Regions from separate parts of the Homo sapiens genome. Here region 2 is linked to region 1. The links are chromatin contacts, found by Hi-C or POLR2A ChIA-PET in ENCODE. All regions are on one chromosome and are shown on one strand. The core of a region is the stretch at or near the end of the contact, and the rest is flanking DNA. Distances in the headings are between cores, read along the strand shown.

What was found. A loop is a pair of places that touch in the nucleus more often than their neighbours do. ChIA-PET counts read pairs that join two places held with the same protein, here RNA polymerase II (POLR2A). Pooled maps may share reads with other maps.
Region 2: a loop to region 1 is called in a pooled map, with 2.7 times the contacts of the local background. The contact joins two enhancer-like sites. A Hi-C loop is called at or near these places in 2 of 50 pooled maps. POLR2A ChIA-PET finds 5 or more read pairs at or near these places in 4 of 52 experiments (Panc1, WTC11 and activated T-cell).

The regions. Positions count from the first base shown.
Region 1 is chr3:48,811,273-48,814,228 of GRCh38, reverse strand. The region is part of intron 1 of PRKAR2A (protein kinase cAMP-dependent type II regulatory subunit alpha); the gene reads left to right. Among named protein-coding and RNA genes, the nearest start is that of PRKAR2A, 35 kb to the left of the region's middle. Within about 2 kb of position 1,410, at least 6 of the 41 ENCODE cell types and tissues checked have a DNase peak (open chromatin) inside an H3K27ac peak, as active enhancers do.
Region 2 is chr3:48,951,393-48,954,315 of GRCh38, reverse strand. All of the region lies in intron 3 of ARIH2 (ariadne RBR E3 ubiquitin protein ligase 2), which reads right to left. Among named protein-coding and RNA genes, the nearest start is that of ARIH2OS, 33 kb to the right of the region's middle. Within about 2 kb of position 1,620, at least 2 of the 41 ENCODE cell types and tissues checked have a DNase peak (open chromatin) inside an H3K27ac peak, as active enhancers do.

The sequences.
Region 1 (2,956 bases), core at 161-2,660:
GTCGCCAGACTGGAGTGCAGTGGCACTATCTCAGCTCACTGCAACCTGTGCCTCCTGGGTTCAAGTGATTTTCCTGCCTCAGCCTCCTGAGTAGCTGGGACCACAGGCGCGAGACACCACGCCTAGCTAATATTTGTATTTTTAGTAGGGACAGGGTTTCACCATGTTGGCCAGTATGGTCTCCATCTCTTGACCTCGTGACCCACCCACCTCGGCCTCTTAAAGTGCTGGGATTACACTGCGCCTGGCCCTAATTTTTGTATTTTTAGTAGAGGTGGGGTTTCGCCATGTTGGCCAGGTTGGTCTTGAACTCCTGACCTCAGGTGATCCACCCGCCTTGGCCTCCTAAAGTACTGGAATTACAGGTGTGAGCCAACACATCCTGGCCCCACTTTCCTCCTTTATCTTATCTGGCTTTACTTAGGATCTTTAACATGGCTCATAGCAGCTACCTAAATTATATAAAATTTTCTGGAGACAGTAGACAGCTTTTAGCGTTTTTGTTTTGTTTTGTTTTGTTTTGTTTTGTTTTTTTGAGATGGAGTCTCGCTCTGTTGCCCAGGCTGGAGTGCAGTGGCACAATCTCGGCTCACTGCAACCTCCGCCTCCCGGGTTCAAGTGATTCTTCTGCCTCAGCATCCCAAGTAGCTAAGACTACAGGTGCGTGCCACCACGCCTGGCTAATTTTTTGTATTTTTAGTAGAGACAGGGTTTCACTGTGTTAGCCAGGATGATCTCAATCTCCTGACCTCGTGATCCGCCGCCTCGGCCTCCCAAAATGCTGGGATTACAGGCGTGAGCCACCATGTCCAGCCTTTTTTTTAAAGAGACAGGATCTTACTCTGTAGCCCAGGCTGTAATGCAGTGGCTTGATGATAGCTCACTGAAACCTCGAACTCCTGGATTCCAGCAATCCTCCTGCCTCAGCCTCCCAAATATCTAGGACTACACGTGCATACCATCCTGCCAGCTAATTTTTTTTTTTTTTTTTTTTTTGGTAGAGATAGGGTCTTGCCACCTTGCCCAGGTTGGTCTCGAACCCTTGGTCTCAGCAGTCCTCTTGCTGGGATTACAGGTGTGAGCCCCTATGCCCGGCGGACAACTTCATTATACCCAAGGAAGAATTAAGGCTCTCTTGCCCAAATTTCTATGCAAATGGACTTTTGTCTTCTGTATCCAGAAACTAGAAGAGGTACCTCCTATTCTTTTCCAGTCAGAATTATTTGCCTCTTATCTTTAGTTCTTTGTGCTTCAATATGTACGGAGCATTATGTCTAATTTGACCATGTGACTAACACAAGTTTAGAGAAGCTTTTGCTGTCTGTAGAACACAGTTGTGTTTACAAAGTTCTCAGAGTTTAAAAAATCCACGTGTATTTCAGAACTAAATTTTTTCAAGTTTAATTAGAACATAAGGTATCAAATAAAGTAGTAAAAGTTTTTTCTGGCCAGGCGCAGTGGCTCACGCCTTGTAATCCCAGCACTTTGGGAGGCCAAAGCGGGCGGATCACAAGGTCAGGAGATTGAGACCATCCTGGCTAACACGGTGAAACCCCGTCTCTACTAAAAACACAAAAAATTAGCCAGGCGTGGTGGCAGGCGCCTGTAGTCCCAGCTACTCAGGAGGCTGACGCAGGAGAATGGCGTGAACCTGGGAGGCGGAGCTTGCAGTGAGCCAAGATTGTGCCACTGCACTCCAGCCTGGGCGACAGAGTGAGAGTCTCGAAAAAAAAAAAAAAAAGCTTTTTCTGCTCAAAGTTGCCTGTAACACCAAATGAATAAAGGATGTGGTAAATTATTTTCTTCCTGTTACTACACCTCAGAACCTACTGCGTCATTGCTGCATTGTGTTATAGGATGTGCTTTTTTATTGTTAGTCACAATTAGATTATAAGTTCCATGAGGACAGATGGTTTGTTTTGCTCCCTCCCTAATCTCAATGTCTAGCATATAGTAAATATTTACTAAATGAATGAAAAATGTCCTAGTTTTTTCCTGCTTATTTCTGCATCTCTTTGTTTCTTTTCCTTCCTATTTTCGTTGTACTTAAAATTTACATGACTCATGTTGAAGGACTTTCAATAGTTTTTTTTTTCAGAGCTTTATTGAGATATAATTTATATATCATGAAATTCACCCATTTTAAGTGTACAATTTATTTTTAGTAAACTTACAGACTTGTACAGCTATCACCACACTTTGAGAACATTTTTCACCCCCAAAAGTTCCCTCTTTTGTGTCTATTTGCAGTCACTCCCCATTCCCCCTGCAGCCCCAGCCTACCGCTCATCTACTTTGTGTTTTTCTGGTTTTAACTTCTCTGGGAATTTTACATAAATGGAATCATTCAATATGTGGTCTTTTTTGAGCCTGGCTTACTTTTTACTTTGCATAATGCCTTTTTTTTTAATTGAGGTGAAATTCGGATAACATATAATTAATCTTTTAAAGTGTATAATTTTGTGGCATTTAGCGCATTCACAATGTTATGCACCCACGGCAGCTCTCTAGTTGAAGAATCTTTTCATTCCCTCAGAAGAACAACCTGTACCCAATAAATAATCACTTTTCATTCTCCCCTCCTTTCATCTCCTGGCAACCATCAGTTGGCTCTATGGGTTAACTATTCTGGATATTGCATATAAAAGAAATCATACAATATGTGATTTTTTTGTGTCTGGCTGCTTTTATTTAAATGTTTTTGGGGTTCATCCAAGTTGCATATGTCAGTAATGATTCCTTTTTATGGCTGAAGACAGGGTCTTTTGCTCTGTCACCCAGGCTAGAGTGCAGTGCCATGATTGCAGTTCACTGCAACCTTGACCTCCCAGGCTCAAGCCATCCTCCCACCTCAGCATCTGAAGTAGCTGTGACAACAGGCATTAGCCGCTGTGCCTGGCTAATTAATTTTGTTTGTTTGTTTTTGTAGAGACGAGGTCTTATTATATTGCCCAGG
Region 2 (2,923 bases), core at 371-2,870, 140 kb before region 1:
ACAGGTGCCCACCACGATGCCTTAGTAGAGACGGGGGTTTCACAGTGTTAGCCAGGATGGTCTCGATCTCCTGACCTTGTGATCCGCCTGCCTCGGCCTCCCAAAGTGCTCGGATTACAGGCGTGAGCCACCAAGCCCGGCCTTTTCTTTTTTTTGCGACAAAGTCTCGCTCCTGTCCCCACGCTGGAATGCAATGGCGCGATCTTGGTTCACTGCAACCTCCGCCTCCCAGGTTCAAGCGATTCTCCTGTCTCGGCCTCCCAAGTAGCGGTGATTACAGGCACCTGCCACCACTCCCGGCTAATTTTTGTATTTTAGTAGAGAGTGTTTCACCATGTTGGCCAGGCTGGTCTCAAACTCCAGACCTCAGGTGATCCACCCGCTTCGGCCTCCCAAAGTGCTGGGATTACAGGTGTGAGCCACCACGCCCAGCCAAAACATTTTTTTTTTAATTAGCTGGGCATGGTGGCATGTGCCTGTAGTCCCAGCTACTCAGGAGGCTAAGGTAGGAGGATCGCTTGAGCCCAGGAGGTAGAGGCTGCAGTGAGCCATGATCACGCCACTACGCTCCAGCCGGGGTGACTCAGCAAGACACTGTTTCAAGAAAATGAATAATGGCTGGGCGTGGTGGCTCACACCTGTAATCCCAGCACTTTGGGAGGCCAGGTGGGCGGATCATGAGATCAGGAGATCGAGACCATCCTGGCTGACACGGTGAAACCCCGTCTCTACTAAAAATACAAATAATTAGCCGGGCGTTGTGAGGCACCTGTAGTTCCAGCTACTCAGGAGGCTGAGGCAGGAGAATGGCGTGAACCCGGGAGGCGGAGCTTGCAGTGAGCCGAGGTCGCACCACTGCCCTCCAGCCTGGGAGACAGAGCGAGACTCCGTCTAAAATAAAAAATAAAAAAAAGAAAATGAATAATCATGTTTAATAACTATAATACTTTTCAAAGCTTATGGGGTCTAACTGCCAAAATCATAAATTAAAAATTCACAGATTATTCCTGATTTTAATTCAGTTTGGCTCATAATTTGATAAGATGTTGATTTCAATTGATGAATTTCAATCTACTCAGAATTGCTGGCCAGGCGCGGTGGCTTACACCTGTAATGCCAGCACTTTGGGAGGCCGAGGCGGGCAGGTCACCTGAGGTCGGGAGTTTGAGATCAGCCTGGCCAACATAGTGAAACCCTGTCTCTACTAAAAATATAAAAATTAGCCGGGCATAGTGGTGGGCACCTGTAATCCCAGCTACTTGGGAAGCTGAAGTATGAGAATCGGTTGAACTCGAGAAGCAGAGGTTGCAGTGAGCCAAGATCGCGCCACTGCACTCTAGCTTGGGTGACAAGAACGAGACTGCGTTTAAAAAAAAAAAAATTGCTGACAGTAGAAATACTAAGATATTCTTTCTTTATGCACATATACCAGGCAATATAAACTCCCTTGTTGCCAAATTCAAACATTTCTCATACCTTATCTTGCTGACAGAAATCAGACACTTAACTTCCTTCTGCCTTAATGACCCCCTCTTGATCTCTATGATGTCTTTTGCAGCACCTGTTCAGGTACTCTGTGCTCTTCCTCTTGTATCCCCATCTTGCCAGTGGGGGGCACCACATTCCCACTCCTCTCAAGGTAGGACTGTTGGCCTTTTCCTCCACGTCTCACTCTTCCTTAACCACTTTACCCTCTCCCATCATCACCACTCCAGTGTCCAATCTCTAGTTCTTCCTCTCCTCAGCACTCCCATCAGAAGGGCCTCACTCACATGGAAAGGCATCTTAATGTATATCCCTTCCACTCCATCATCCTCAGGATGAGCTTCCTGACACCCTTATGCAACAGTAATAATAACACAATTCTTGCAGATCCCTTAACTCTTGCCAGGATCAGTTCCTACCTTGTTTAAAACCCATCACTGCTCTCCAGTATTGACAGGACAAACTTTATATGCCTTAGTAGAAGAGAGTCTTCAGGACCCATCACCTAATTCCTCCCCACAGCAATTCACTGAATGATTCCAGAACCCCCATATGTTTCTCTTAACTGTCAGCTACCAATAATGCCCTTCTTTGTAGCATACATTTAGAAATTAAAGAACATACTTCTATAGAACCCCTGTGTCAAAGCAGGAATCAAAAGAGAAATTAGAAAATGTTTTGAACTGAATAACAAAAATACTACATAATTTGTGAGATGCAGCTAATATAATGCCTACACAAAAATTTAAAACTATAAATGTATATATTAAAAAAGGTCCAAAAATCAATGACATAAAGATCTAACCTAAGACGCTAGAAAAATTTAGTCACTGCCGTGTATTACAGCTAAAAAAGGGAAGCTAGAAAAAGATGACTAAGTTAAAACGAAGTAAAAAGAAGAAAATAGTAACAATTAAAAAGAGAAAGAAATAAAATCCAAGTAACAGCAAAAATTAACGAAGTCTAAAAATGGATTCTTTAAAAATATCAACAAAGTTGATAAAACAGAACAATTAGGAAAAAAGAGAAAACAAATTATCCATAACAGAGGTAGAAGATGGACCACCCCCTACAATTCTTATAGACATTAAAGGGAAAATAAGAAAATGTTATGAATAACCTAATTCTAATAAAATTGACATCTTAAATGAAATTAACATGTTCTTTGAAGAATACTTACCAACAATGACACAAAATGAAAAAGAAAAACTGAGCAGCTCTTTATATAGTAAAGACATTGAAGTCATGATCGAAACCCTTCCCACCAAGTTCCAGGCCCAGGGATTTTACTGATGAATTCTATCAACACTAATTTTACATAAACACTTTTACAAACTAGAGAAGAAAGGGACATTTCTTCCAAACTCATTTTATGAGGTTAGCATAACCATGATAAAACATAACCAAGAAAAAAAACCCCAATATTCCACAGACATAG